2 separate regions of the Mus musculus genome follow, and region 2 is linked to region 1. A link is a loop called in an ENCODE intact Hi-C map of the cell type or tissue named here. Cell type or tissue: left cerebral cortex. All regions are shown on one strand.

Region 1 (8,000 bases):
TAGAATTCATGATTTGATTCAATGGTTTTAGAAAGAAATTCATGGAGATGGTTTTATTCATTGACCCAGAAAGATGTAATAGAGTTTTAAAAATCAAGAATAGAATGTGCCGCTTCAAATAGAATAATAAGTAAAGGCTGCATAATAAAGAGTAAACGTGGTTTTAATAAATTTTACTAAGAAGAGACACAGGTTTGGGACAGATTTGAGATCAAGGAAAATCATTTATTATAGGTCATTTCTAGGTATGATGCCACAATTGTACACTATTATAAAGAATGCCATGGGAAACTGTTGTTTTGAACATATAATGAGTTTATAGATTGAAACACTACTATGTGCATTCTTTTTTTTTTTTTTTTTTTTTTTTTTTTGAGACAGGGTTTCTCATTATAGCCCTGGCTGTCCTGGAACTCACTTTGTAGACCAGGCTGGCCTCGAACTCAGAAATCTACCGCCTCTGCTTCCTAAATGCTGGGATTAAAGGTGTGCGCCACCCCTGCCCGGCTACTATGTGCATTCTTATGTAAACTCATTTTTGTGGAACATTCTATCTGTGAGGTAACTTTATAAAGTTCTTTGGTCTAAAAAGGTTTAAAAATGTTGAGAGAAAAACTAGTGTAGCTGTAGCGGCTCTTCTCTGTCCACAAATAATTTATATTTTGATATATGTATCTATATTAATCTGTCTTGTTTGTCTGTCTGTATATATGTGTTTATGTATATACATATATATGTAGGTATATGTGTATGCCTTTATGTGTGGATGTGAACTTGCTTAATTGAATAAATGAATGCTCAGGTCCAGTGAAATTTGTGTGTATGTGTGTGTGTGCATGTACACACACATGTACACACATGACTTTTTCTTGTTTCATTTTCTCTGGCTCACAAAAAGTTAATTAGCTCCTAGCCTCTTGTCTGTTTAGCAAGAGACTATTGAGTTAAAGAGCCCAAGTAACTAAGCTTCTTTTCCTAATATCCTCCTGGTAACAGCAGTAGTCAAGTGCCAGAAACCACCAGCTTCTGAAACCAGAACAATAAGAGAAAGTTAATGGCCAGAGGTTGGGAGCCACTGGTCTGCTTAAAGTCACCTCACCTCAGTACCTGAATGTCTGAGTGGGACATTTAAAAGTGCATTCTGAAAATGTGGTTTAATCTGAGAGGAAATAGATGCCCTTCTGATAAGCAAATATCTCCACATTTCTTTATTTTGTCTATAAGCAATAATTTATTAATAATCTTGGTACTAAAGTTCTCAGTAAACTGAGAAAACTAATTTTTCCTCATATGTGCACAGTGCTACTTTTGAGGGATTGATGCACTCAAACAAGTATATCTATTTCATAATCTACGTATTCTCTCCACAAATGTCCTCACATGATTGTATCCTGTGTACTTCATTTACTTTGTCTTGCCAGAGTCATATAATTGCAAAAATCACTTCTCAGACATCATACACAGGTCCTAGCTTTCACAATGTTCTGCACATATGTGGGGTTTCCTATGAACTATGTTCATACCTCATGCTGATCGGCTTGTTCTTTTAAGGGACACCTGGCCAATTTCAACAGGAGGTCCTTGCATGTGACTTCTCCTGATTTCTCGTATAATGTTTCTGCAAATTCCTGCTGTAGAAAAGGAAAATGATTAATTGCATCACCTCTCATTGGTAAGTTTCTTTGTCAGTAACTGTTTGTAATGGAACTAATTAATGTGTTCCTCATTTGTTAGCTTCTTTACCTGCATGGATTATTATACATATAGTAAAGAAAACCCATCTGTCATAGAAATTGCTGCACATCCTACTGGTTGCTTGTCTTATGAGTTCTCTTGTGTTGTTAAGGGAGAGGGTTGCAGGACAAAGGAGAAGGACACAATTCATCTACTGGAGTCATGAGTGGAAGGCTTGTATCAGAGAGCAATTTTGTGACCAAAATAAAAAAAAAACAAAAACAAAAACAAAACAAAACAAAACAAAACAAAAAAAAAACCAAAAAAACTCTACACACATGGTAGAGTTAAAAGGGCAGCACTGGAGAACTTTGGCCTGTTATTGGGCTCTTTTCATTCAAGGCAGTCTGGAAAGCTGATACAGGTCAGATTAATTAATTACCACCTCCACAGAGAGTGTCCCTGCAAAGTCTCTTCTAGGCCAGGGAGAAAAAGAAATTAATGGAAGGTCGTTCTCTCCGTTTCAAGAGATCCATGGTAAAAACTTCACAATTTAAGATAATGATTTGTGCACATACTCTTATTTTAACACACAAGGATATAGGTCTGCAGTGTCATGTGTTCAGTTATATGCATCCCTAGCTCTATCCATTCATAGATCACTACTTTCTACACATGTTCCCAATAACTTATAGAAACTATCTCAATATATCCACATATCCATATAAACACATGTCCATAGACCCTCTGCCCAACTGCCCAACTTGACAGGAAACAAAGTTTTGTCAAATACATATATATTTCTGAATGTACTCCTTCTTCAAACATTTGTTGAACTCGGATTCATACGTGCATGTTGTTTCAGCCACTTCAATTTTAAAAATTATCGGAGAAGAAGGTATCTATGAGGAAAAATGAAGAATTGTTCTATACTTAGGTATTCACATGTACATATATGCTTTTATTTTCTTTGTAGGTAGTACTTTTATTTTCGGTCCATGACTACATTTATGACTCTCAAAATGATCATCATCTGAACACTCATTCAAGCTACTTCTTCCAAGGGAATAATTTATAGGACCTACTTGGTATGTCTTTGCTCTAAGAAATAGGAAGAACGGGATAGCAAAGTTGGAAAACTGGGGCTAATATTGTTCAATATTGTTAGGAAGGTAGAACCAGCCTGGAAGAGCCACCACAGAGAGAGGTAAAAATCTTTCTCAGTTCTCAGAACACTGGTTAGTGCTGAGAAGAAGTGAAGGCTCTGGGACACTCCATGAAGTGAATGAACCTGTTGACTGCAGCATAAAAGGCAGTCACACTTTGTAACTCTAACATGCCTTCAGGCTGGGTTGGTCACCTAATGATCACTCTTTGCACTTAACACAGAGCATGTCTTTCTTTTGTTGACCCAGTTTCCTCCTTACACTGGACAGAAGTATTTGCAAAGCTTCACACAAAGAGAACTTTCAGGCCAAATGAATAGGGTTTGTGTGTGTCTCTACTTTCAAGTTGACTGATGATGCTAACATATCTCAAGGCATTCTAATCACCTGCTTGTGCAAATAACAAATAGGCACTCACACATTCATTGTAGAGAGCATCACAACATATCACCTGAAAAAATCCAAGCTGAGATAATAGAATTTGTACCTTGGAACCATGAGTAAGACCAATCATCCCTAGAGTGATGCTTGTTCTATGTGTACAATTCAGGTACACACTGAACAATTGGCACCATTGTTATCTTTGTTAGGGCCAAACATAAGAAATCAACTTCAAGCAATCAGGATGGCACCTAAGCACAGGTACTATATGTTATCAATTAAAAACCATCCAATTACCCCAGCACAGAATAATAACTTATCTTTGCAGATCTGACTCTTCATTGAGTATTACATGGAGATGGACATTTCACTTGTTTGGATTGGACATTTACCTTCCAATAATTTTATAATTTTAAAATTGACTCAGGGTTTAGCAAGTCCTGTACTTGGGTCTTGACTAACCAACCTACTGAAAACAGCTGTATTTTGCAAGGGTTGTCTGTACCCTGCTGCAGCATACAATGTGGTCATATTTCACAGTGTGTTATTAGTTGTCTAGTGCCTAACTCTTAATGTATTTTTTGCAATGTTGGGAATCTAGTTCATAAGTGCTGCTCCAGGAACATTCTAAGGTCACTATGAAGTTGGGATGTATATTCTCCAGAGAAATTTGATAGTGCAAATTTACAAGTTCCCTATACGTAATTCCTTTGATGATTTCACATGTCCTTTAGAAGTCTCTATAGAGCTTTAAATGAGACCTAATATACATCCTGAAATGTTTGATAGGGTATGTGTGCATGCTCTGAAATATGTCCTTAAAATCTTTCTCTGTGAGATCTCACAAAGGCCATTAAATATCTCAGATGTCTCCTACCAATGAATGTTATTCTCTCGCCATTGTCAAGCTGTTTTTGTGGTTAACAGCATCCTGTTATAAAATAAATGGCTGTTTTCCACTGTGTGTTTGACTTACTCAACAACTCTATTATAAAACTACCTAGATGTCTGTACATAAATCACAGCTACACAGAGAAGGTGGGAAACAGTCGGCCCTGGATGTACATGTCAGTGGTCATCCACAAGCTGGAAATAAGGGCAAGGCTATCAGAGCAAGTACAATGACTCTTCATTTTAATGAAAGGGATATTTGTCATGTAGAAAATTTCATTGTTTTCTGTAGTGCACAAAGTGCTATTATCAAGAGATTCTGAAAAACACATTGATATATACACACATACCAGGAGTCCCTGCACTAAGTGGGAGTGGGGAGAATGGAGCAAACATGATCATATGTAACGCTGGAGGGAAGGGATGCAGGATCTACATGGATGATCTGAGCTCTTAATCAGTAGTGTGAGGGAAACTGTTTTTAAATAATAATAGTTAGAATTAGGCTGTCTAGATATCTCAGGAAGGAATAATGCAAGTCATAAAGATGAAATATCAAGTTTAATTCCTGGGTCCCCATGATATAATAAGATATTTAAGTAGGCAAACACATCTATGACCTACTTATATACATTATTATACTTGCCCCAAACACATGCACATGCACATGTACCTGCACATGCACACCCACACGTGTCAAAATCATTAATATCTGGTATTTTCTGCCTTTTAGCCTCATTAGACAACACTTCCTGGGGACTCTAACATAGGAACTCATCAGATTCTATTTACTGTGGGAAAATTTAAGCATAATAAGCTGCAGAGCTCCCCCTATAAACTATATTTGATTGTTGTTGTTTTGGTTCAGGATTTCTGATGAATGAAAGAAGACTATATATTAGGAGTTCCTTGAAAACTTAGGCAGAAAGAAGAAATTTCTGTGGACACACTTCAGTACAAAGAATTCCTTTCACATTGTAGTTTTATGAAACCTACCTGGCTCCATCTGTTTCAGTGAATGCACATTGAATATTGCAGGTACACAAGCATGGTTAGAGAAAGGAGTCTTAGTGATAGTATGATAAATAAAGAATAGTTTCATACATGGACAAGACAACAGTTTTTTGACCTTGGGATAAATACTCACTCTAGTCTTGTAGTATAGCTTCTTTATGTTGCTGAGATATTTGTTATTGTTGAAAAAGTTGTAAGCATTTCTGAAGATATCAAATACGTCCTCCTGTATGTTTCCAAACAGATGATCTTTATCATAACTTGTATAGACGTGTGTGGTAAAATATTGGACTGCATGGATGTAGTTCAGGAGCAGGACAAAGATGGCCAGTTGAAGCAGTGTGCTGCCCATAGTTTTGTACATTTTATGCTCAGATCTGAATCAGCCAATATTTTTTGCCTGGAACTTCAGTGGATCAGAGGATTTCAGATCCACGAGAAGCATGCATGGTTCTTCTACCTTTATTTCTGAACCTCTTATTTAGCCACACCCTCCAAATGCAGTCTTCTTTTCTTACTTCCCCATCCTGATTCTTGCCACCTCCATTCCCTGTAGTCCTCTTCTTAGCTCATGTACACACATTTAGCATTTCTGGCACTTGTTCTGGCCTTTCAACTTAGACCCTCCCTAAACTAGACTTGACCCTTCTGATATGTGTGCCAAAGTTTAATATTTTTGTTTTGTTTTCTTTTTTTTTAATTAGGTATTTTCCTCGTTTACATTTTTAATGCTATCCCAAAGGTCCCCCATACCCATCCCCCCAATCCCCTACCCACCCACTCCCCCTTTTTGGCCCTGGGGTTCCCCTGTACTGGGGCATATAAAGTTTGCAAGTCCAATGGGCCTCTCTTTGCAGTGATGGCCGACTAGGCCATCTTTTGATACATATGCAGCTAAAGACAAGAGCTCCTGGGTACTGGTTAGTTCATATTGTTGTTCCACCTATAGGGTTGCAGTTCCCTTTAGCTCCTCCATTGGGGGCCGTGTGACCCATCCAATAGCTGACTGTGATCATCCACTTCTGTGTTTGCTAGGCCCCGGCATAGTCTCACAAGAGAGAGCTATATCTGGGTCCTTTCAGCAAAATCTTGCTAGTGTATTCAATGGTGTCAGCATTTGGAAGCTGATTATGGGATGGATCCCTGCGTATGGCAATCACTAGATGGTCCATCCTTTCATCACAGCTCCAAATTTTGTCTCTGTAACTCCTTCCATGGGTGTTTTGTTCCCATTTCTAAGAAAGGGTAAAGTGTCCACACTTTGGTCTTCGTTCTTCTTGAATTTCATGCGTTTGGCAAGTTGTATCTTATATCTTGGGTATCCTAAGTTTCTGGGCTAATATCCACTTATCAGTGAGTACATATTGTGCGAGTTCCTTTGTGATTGGGTTACTTCACTCAGGATGATACCCTCCAGGTCCATCCATTTGCCTAGGAATTTCATAAATTCATTCTTTTTAATAGCAGAGTAGTACTCCATTGTGTAAATGTACCACATTTTCTATATCCATTCCTCTGTTGAGGGGCATCAGGGTTCTTTCCAGCTTCTGGCTATTATAAACAAGGCTGCTATGAACATAGTGGAGCATGTGTCCTTCTTACTAGTTGGAACATCTTCTGGATATAAGCCCAGGAGATGTATTGTGGGATCCTCCGGTAGTACTATGTCCAATTTTCCGAGGAACTGCCAGACTGATTTCCAGAGTGGTTGTACAAGCTCTTACCCATTTAACTGTGCCATGCCCCTCAACAGATCTCCCATTGAAACTGTTAAACTTTCATTTGGGTCTATCTGGTTATGTTGATTTCCATGTAAACACATTTTACAGTGAAAATCTCATTTGTTCTTCTGGTTTATCATCATTATAAAATTTGATTTTCAGGCAAAGGCAGAGGAAATACACCTCAAGACTTTACCAATTTCCAGTCATTCATCAGCTGTGATGTAATCATGTTTATTTGCCTATTTTTTTAAATGTAATTAAGCAATTCATGTTGGCAGTTCCACAATTTTGGTCATACACATTGTTTTATTATGCCCCCTTAAGGCAGTCTTGCATCAGAGATGCTTCCTGTGGCAAGTTCGTACAGTTTTGCAGAGACGTATTTAAGAAGCAGGATTCATCTATTATGGGAAATTTAATTTAAGGAGTACAAAAAATATCCTGCTCAGACTAATTTAGGTAATATTCCATTAACGGCCATCAGTGTCTAGGTACTTTGTAGGGAAGGAGATTTTGCTAATTTCAGTGTCCAATTGAGTTACTTGGTTGTTGTATATGCTGAAATTAATATCCTTGTTCAGCAATCATGGCAATCCTTCACTCAAGTGGTCTGAAACATTTCTAAAGGTCATATGAATCCCAGCGGGATGAGCCCCCTTTTCCCTACAGTTTTACAGGGAGGAGATAGTTACATTGCTGTTCATAGAGAAACCTCTGTTCTGACAAGTGACATATGAAAACGCCAGTATTGCCTGTCAGGTTATATATTGCCCATTATAAAAAACAAAAAAAAATTCTGAATATGTTTATTTGTATCCAAATATCATACCATCCTATTTGACATCATTGGCCATTCCCTTGGCCTTAAATGACTGACTCATCAATAAAAATTGTAGATGTATCAGGGTGTGTGTGTGTGTGTGCATGTGTGTGAGTGTTTCCCTTGTTATTTATGGAATGGGATTGCTTATTTCCTGAGTTTTCTTGGATCTCTGAGTCAGGGAAAATTGAAGAAAGAAATGAAATACTTTCCAGAATTTACTGGACATGAAGACACAGCATACTCAATTTTATGGAATAGAGTAATAGCAGTGCTATTTTAGAAGAAAGTTCACAAAATTTGGTGCCTCCTTAAAGAAATTATCCTCCT
Region 2 (8,000 bases), 77 kb after region 1:
TCTCATTAGCTCAGGTACAAACATTTAGGTTTTCTGGCACTTGTTCTGGCCTCTCAATTTAGACCCTCCCTCCACTAGACATGACCCTCCTTTTCTGCATGCCAATATTGAAATTTTTGTTTTCCTTAATGGTAAAGCTTTTATTGGCCCTGGGAATCTAACTAAAATTTCATTATTTATTTCCTTAGAACATTTCTCAATGCCAGTTTTGAGTTACCTATGTCTTCAGAATTCAAGGGCATCCTTGAGTCTTGGCTTAATACATGATGTTTTTCCCAGGGCTGTTATGTCATGTACTGTAGGGGTTTCAGCCTGAACTTACCAAAGAAGCTTTTCTGCTAAAACTACTAAGGTAGCCTTTATTGTGCAAAAGGTTAGAGTGTTAGTTTTACAGGACTCCTAAATTTCACTCAGGAAATTAATCATCAAAGGTCCCAGAGTCCCAGAGAATTGTTCTAGACCAAAATCTGGGGTCTAGTGATGGAGCATGGGGTACATTATATCAAAAAATATTACCTAAAACATTATATAATTCCTGTTTAAGAGTTGTCTTTGGACATTTCAAATCATAGACATTTTAAAATTTATTCTATTTGGACTTGTTCACAATAATTTAAGTATTAATAGATAATACCAGCATGAACTCTCCACTTGGAACAGTCTTAGATTCATTTTAAATGATTGTGCTTTAGTTACTGGGACAAACAAAATTGCATTTTAATTTTGATTCATTTTAAATTAAAATAAATCAAAATATGGATGCTACAACCATATTTGCTCCAAAAAAAACCTGACTCGTGTCTAGAAGTTATGACTGGGATTCCTTAAATCATAATCCAAAATAAATCTTTTATCCTTAATTAATTTTTAGATATTTTGTCACAACAAGAAAAATTGCCCAATGAAGAAATGAATTTTATTAAAATTATATAGACACAAGTATAAATAATAAAAGAAAGTATGCAAAACCAAAAATCTCTTAAGTCATTCCAAGCCATGATTATTTCTTTTCATTGAATCAGCCAAAATTATTTGCCTGGTATATCATTATAAGCATAGAATGTCAAATAGTACTGCAAGTTTTATTTTCACCATTTCACATTGGTGGCTTAAGTTTTTAAATGGTCAAGCTACGTTCAGATATCTGTCTCCATGGATGTGCTGCATGGATCTCTTGTTTTGGAAGTTTGATGTTATATTTAATCCAAGGTTATGGTTACAATAGTTTGTTCATTTAAAATCTGGGAGGTGAAGATCAATTTATTTAAAATTAAAGATAAGTGTCTGAGCACTAGTTTTATACTATAATCTTAATACTTTACAGAATATACCTAATAATATAGTCTAGTGTGAGTATAGCAAACATTGCTTCCACACCACCAGCAAAGACTTAATGTTTAATTATATTTCACTTGTAGAGTTTTACATAATGAACTCTTGAGGCTTTCTTTCAGGGAAACCAATACTTCCTCCCTTTGGGACTTGGCGAAAACAATAGATAAACAAGTCATGATATGGTCACCTACATAACTTTAATGTCAATACAGTGTGGACAATGTTTCACAGTTCTGCTTTCATGTTTGGGTGAACATTAGTATCTTGGACCTATTTTGTAATATCCATTGTGTAATTTGGCTATGACTCAGCAGAAATATTTCCTGGTTGTTTGACATGGGAACCTCTGAAGTGACCTTATCAAGTCAGTTTCTTTATTTTCAAACAGATGCATACCTCCCCTTTTGATGTCTTGGTTAGGTGTAGTTTCTTCCTCCAGAGCAGGCTCATCGTGTTCCCAATTTACAATCTGACATTTTTGTTTAAAATTATTTTAATTTTTTACTTATTAAATTTATGTCCCTCTCTCTGTACACCTCCTTGTCACATCCTCCTACAGCACTTCCCCTCTCCCTTCTCATTCTCATCTAAATGTTCGGAACACTCTGGTTACAAGCTCCTCCACCCCCCATTCAGGTACTTCAAGTCTCTGCCAGGATAGGTACTTCCTCTTCCACTGAGGACAGTCTAGGCTTCCCAGCTAGTAGAAAATATCCCAAGTATATGCAGTAGCTTTTGGGATAGCATTCATCCCATTTATTTGATTCCCATATGAAGTCCAAGCTGCAAATTTGCTACATATGGGTGAGAAGGGATAGGTCTATCACTTGGATGTTTTTAAATGCAGTTTCAGACTCTGAGAGCCCAAAGTTCCAGGTTAAATGACTTTGTTGTTGTTCCCTTGGAGTTCCCATTTCTTTAGGTGTCTGCAATTTTTCTTTCTATTCTTACCTAAAGTCCCCATGCTCCATGCACTGCTTGGCTGTAGGTATCTGTATCTGTCTGAGTCATCTGTTGGGGAACCCCTTAGAGGACAATACTCTCGTGTCTGCAAGGATATGAAAGCATATCATTAATAGTTTTAGGGATTGGTGCTTACCCATGAGTCTCAAGCTGAAACTGGTTATTGCTTGTGCATTCCCTCAGTCTATGCTCCATCTCTCATGCCTACATTTCATGTAAACTGGATATATTTTGGGTTGAAAGTTTATTGATTGAGTTGGTGTCTCTATAGTTCCACTAGAGTTCATGTCTGACTACAGGAATTTTCCTCACCAGGTTCTATATCATGAATGTAGTAAGTCACAGCTAAGGTCACCCCATGATTCTTAGGTTCTTCTCCCATCCCAAGTCTGTCTCATACTAGAGATGCTTCCCAGCTCCTAAACCCTGTCAGTTTTCAATTTCCATTATTTTTATGGCAAACTAGACATCTTTGCTGTTCTTCCCCATGCCTGATGCTGAGCTCCTAATTCCTCTCCCCATCACCTTTTCACCAAATAAAAATTCTATCCCAATACAAAGACGGAAGATTTTTATAGCAATCCCAGCCATTTTTTTTAAAAAACACTCCCTGGTGTAATTTATAATAGACAATGATCTTTGACTCAAAGAATTCTACATTGCTTTTATATTTGATAAACTACTTTTTAATTGTAGTCATGTAGTAGTTTGAAACAATAACCATACCATGCAGTTAGTGCTCTCCATGCTGAATTTTCCTCTGGAAAACAATTCATTTATAAGTTAGAAATTTATTGTTTCATTAATGTTCTCAGACAGAATATATTAAATTCATTACCAGAACATAATTTCAATGACCATGTTTCCCAATATTAGAGTTGTTCTTCTTTGAGATTTTCTATTTTGAAGATTTATTTATTTATTTACTTATATATTTTATGCATATGAGTACACTGTAGCTGTACATTTGTTTGGGAGCCATCATGCCGTTGCTGGGAATTTGTATTCAGGATATCTGCTTGTTCTGGTTGGCCCTGCTCCCTCTGGCCCAAAGATTTAGTTATTATTATATCTAAGTATACTGTAGCTGTCTTCAGACTACTTTGACATTCTCATGAGGCAGAATTTAGTGTTCCTAAATCTCTATGCACTCTTGTTTTTGAAAATACCTCCATCACAGACTGTTAAGCTCTTCTTTCAGCACAAGTGGGCTTTTCTATCCCAAAGCTGAAAACACATTCACACTTCTTCACAGCCTACATTTAAATGTTTATGAACCAGACGGTCATGGTTTTCATAGCAGCTGCCCCATTTCTTAATCACCATGTTCTACCTCAGTATTTTTTCCATTGCTATTACAAAATGAACAAGAAAGAAACTAATATGGGTAAAGAGTGTTTTATTTTTCATTGGTTTGAGAAACTATGCTTATCCTCTCCTGCCCAGCTATAAGCTGATCAGGTCATCATTGATAAATCAAAGATGATGCAGAGATGTGTTTTTTAAAATGCTGTATCAGGAATTGCATTACAGTAAAGAAAATATCAAGTTTGTACTGCATCTATGAGCCTGATAGAGCTGTCTCATGAGAAGCTCTGTCAGAGTCTGACCAATACAGATGTGGATGATCATAGCCAACCATCGGATTGAGCATGGGAACCCAAATGGAGGAGTTAGAGGAAGGACTGAAGGAGCTGAAGGGGTTTGAAACCCCACAAGAAGAATAAAAGTATCAACCAACCAGTCCCTCCAGGGCTCAAGGGGACTAAACGACCAACCAAAGAATAATAATGGAAGGACCCATGGCTCCAACTGCATATGTACCAGAGGATGACATTGTCTGGCATCAATGGGAGGGGAAACCCTAGGTCCTGTAAAGACTTGATGCCCAAGAATAGGAAAATGATAGGGTGGTGGGGCAGAAGTGGGTGGGTGGGTAGGGGAGCACCATTATGGAGGCAGGGGAGGGGGTGGTGTTGGGGGTTTACATGGAGGAAACCAGAAATGAGGATAAAATTTGAAATGTAAAGAAACAAAATAACCAATAAAAATCATTGCATCAGGAATTGCATCATAGTAATGAAAATATCAAGCTTGCACTGTACCCAGTGTCTAGGTGCAGAAATCCACACTTAGATACACAGTGTACAGAAACATTTGCCAATACTGAGGTACTATGTTTTTCTGTTCTCCATTGTGTAATATAAGCTCAGACTCAGATGTCCTTGCTCTATCTAAGGCCATAAAGGTTATGACCATGAAGATCCTTGGAGATTATTTGAGAGAATGAATTGATGGATGCTCATGAGTGAGTCCTGAAAAGGGGGGCACTGTGTCCATTTACACAGTAGTGGTTCACATAGCAGACATGACATAGACACATCTCAGGAAATGCCATGTTGGAGATCTCTCCAGCTATTATTGTAATTGCCCTGGAATATACCCCAGATCATGATGTAGGTATCAAAGGCATTTGAAAAAAATGAGATGAAATGAGGTAAGTAATTTGGATATTGTGATGGTTTGTATATTCTTGGACCAGGGACTGACACCATCTGGAGGTGTGGCCTTTATGGAATAGGTGTGACCTGGTTGGAATAGGTTTGTCACTGTGGATGTGGGCTTAAGACTCTCAACCCAGTTGTCTGGAAATCAGTCTTCCACTAGCAGCCTTTGGATGAAGATGTAGAACTCTCAGCTCTGCCTGCCCAATGCCTGCCTGAATACTGCCATGCTCCCACCTTGATGATAATGGACTGAACCTCTGAACCTGTAAGCCAGCCCCAATTAAATGTTGTTTTTTTTTTTATAAGACTTGTCTTGGTCATGGTGTCTGTTCACAGCAGTAAAACCCTAACTAATACAGAAGTTGGTACCAGAAGTGGGGTATTGCTTGCTGTGTTAGGCCTGACCATGCTTTTATTTGAAAGAATGTGGATTTTTGGACTTTGGATTTGGAACTCAGTGGAATGCTTTACATGGGGCTTAATGGGTCATCCTATTAGGAATATGGAAGACTTTGTTGCTGAGAGTAATTTGAAGTTTGTTGACCTGGCCCAAGAGATTTCAAAGGAGAAGAATTTCAGTATGTGGCATAAAGACTGTTTTTTGTGGTATTTTGGTGAAGAATGTGGCTACTTTTTGCCCTTGTCTGAAAAGTCTGCCTGAGGCTAAGGTGAAGAGACTTGGATTAATTGCATTAATTGCATTGACAAAGGAAGTCTTAAAAAAAGCCCAGCAGAGACTTTGTTCTCTGGTTAAGTCTCACAAAGAGAAGTTTGAACAAGCATAGCAAGCTTAGAAAGGCAAAATATAAAATATTTGGTTCCAGTATTAAAGGCATACCAGGAAGTGAAATGGAGCAAAATCCTGTGTTCTAGGAAATAAGAGATTAAGTGAGTGGGACCTTGGGGCAAGATGCTACCCAGCTGAATTTAGATCCAGGAATGGTGGTACACATCTTTAATCCCATGAGACAGGCATGCTGATCTCTGCATTCAAGGTCAATCTACAGAGCAAGAACCAGGATAGCCAAGCTTAGGCAGTGAAGGATATAGAAAACAGAAAGCCAGTGATAATGTAATAGTACAGGGGATCATGTTCTAGTTCCTATAAGCAGCAGAACTAGGCAGCTTCAGCCATGTGGCTCTGGCTCTAGAATTAAGAATGGAAGGAACTACTGGTACAATTGATGCTGGTTAGCTAGAGCTAAGACATTAGCAATGATTAAGAAGAGACCAACATCACTGAGTTGAAATCTGGGAAGTGTTTTCTAGGAACAAAAAGAAGCTGTGTTCCAGAGATACCCAAGGTTGTACCTTGTGCTGCAGCTGGACTTGGTAATGTGTAAGAATCACCCAGGTGGTACTAGTTTTGAAGGCATGAAGGGGTCATGAAGAACAGCTGAGGCTTGGCACTGTGAGAGATCATGGCCACTAAAGAAGGTATAGCCTCAGCTGTAGTTGATGGCCCATGTCTGAAGGGGTGATGCAAAGGATTTGAAGCTTGGCACCATGAAGAGAGCCTATGAGAGGCTATTGGTGAAACCTAGTTGTAGTGGAACACCCCAGTATATTGGAGATGTCAGTACCATGGAATGATCACCAAGAACAGCAGCCATAGTGAAGTGGATCAACCTGAGCTTACAGTGTTACAGAGGGCAGAGCTGGAGAAGTGATGTCAGCCCTTAGGGGGAGTCCAAAAGATCAAATGGAATCGCAGTGGAAACAAGAAGCTGTAACATTGAAATTGCCTTGGAGACTCAAAGATGTTAAAGATGCCAGAGCCATGGGATACATGCTGAGGAAAGTTGCTAACAGGGAGTGGAACCAGCCCAAGAGAAAGCAGATTGTTGCAGTCAACAAAGATGAAAAAGGAGTGGAGATCTAAAGACTGCTTTGACATCAGCCATGGTGATGCAGAGTTTGGCATTTGCCCAGCTGGTTTCCTGCCTTGCTTTGGGATTACAGTTAATTAGTTAGATGAATCTCAGAAGAGACCTTGAACTTTGGACTTTTAACATTGTTGAGACTGCTATAGACTAAGGACTTTGAAAGTTGGACTAAATTCATTTGCATTATGCTATGTTTAATTATGGCCCCCATAGTCTCATGTTTTTGAACAAGTCTATGAGGGCCAGGGAGTAGAATGTGATGGTTTGTATATTCTTGGACCAGGGAGTGACACCATCTGGAGGTGTGGCCTTGTTGGACTAGGTGTGGCCTGGTTGGAATAGGTGTGTCACTGTGGCTGTGGGCTTAAGATTCTCACCCCAGTTTTCTGGAAGTCAGTCTTCCACTAGCAGCCTTTGGATGAAGATGTAGAACTCTCAGCTCTGCCTGCCCAATGCCTGCCTGGATACTGCCATGCCCCCACCTTGACAGTAATGGACTGAACCTCTGAACCTGTAAACCAGTCCCAATTAAATGCTTTTTTTTATAAGACTTGCCTTGGTCATGGTGTCTGTTCACAGCAGTAAAACCCTAACTAATACAGATATGGAGAGACTTCTGCCAAAGTCAGAAGAGGAAGCAGAAAGAACAGGAGTGAGGACTGTGTATAGCTAAGCTTAACCAACAGGACATAGTACAGAGTGACCTTTCTTGCATCCCATACACCTCAGTGCTTTCTATTGACTACATAGGCACTGGATTTAAGCAATTCAGACACAACTGGCACCAGAGACTCATGAATTCCTTTATAGAGACCAGCCAGAAGGAGTAGGAGAAACAATGTATTTCGAAGATCATACAAATTGTTTACAATCTCAACATTGTCAGCAAAATCATGCAATTGATGAACATGATGTGAGATAGATAGAGTTAATTTGTCCATGTGAAGAAGTGCTATTGTTTTAGTCCCAGAAACACTCTAAACCTTGTAGCAGCCACACTGTTGTTTCTCTGAGGTGCATTGGTATTTTACCAAAACCTATAGTCTGAAGCAGCTATGATTAGATCAGAAATCATAATGCATACCTATTACCTAAGCCATGTCTTTAGAAACTATTCATCGCTACTCTACATGGCTTCAAGTGTATGCTGAGGGATGGTCCCAAGTTATTCACCCACTAATTTGACCAGGTAAGATGTTTCAAGTTGTAGGGCAAATAACCATCTCTAATTCTAGTTCAAAGTGCTCACACACAATGATGACTCAAGTGATATATCAGGTTTATAGTTCTCTTGGGGTAGTTCTCTGGC

The links. Peaks named below come from ENCODE experiments on the same cell type or tissue, not always from the same donor. Only the 100,000 strongest peaks of a DNase experiment are listed, where the experiment ranks them.
Region 2: it touches region 1 in a loop (7-fold over the local background); 3 of 42 quality-filtered maps call a loop at or near these places.

What each region holds. Positions count from the first base shown.
Region 1 is chr2:148,926,218-148,934,217 of GRCm38, forward strand. No RefSeq gene overlaps it. Among named protein-coding and RNA genes, the nearest start is that of Cst3, 55 kb to the left of the region's middle. In left cerebral cortex, no CTCF peak of the experiment used is centred here; no DNase peak of the experiment used is centred here.
Region 2 is chr2:149,003,429-149,011,428 of GRCm38, forward strand. No RefSeq gene overlaps it. Among named protein-coding and RNA genes, the nearest start is that of Gm1330, 8.1 kb to the left of the region's middle. In left cerebral cortex, no CTCF peak of the experiment used is centred here; a DNase peak (open chromatin) is centred at 3,424.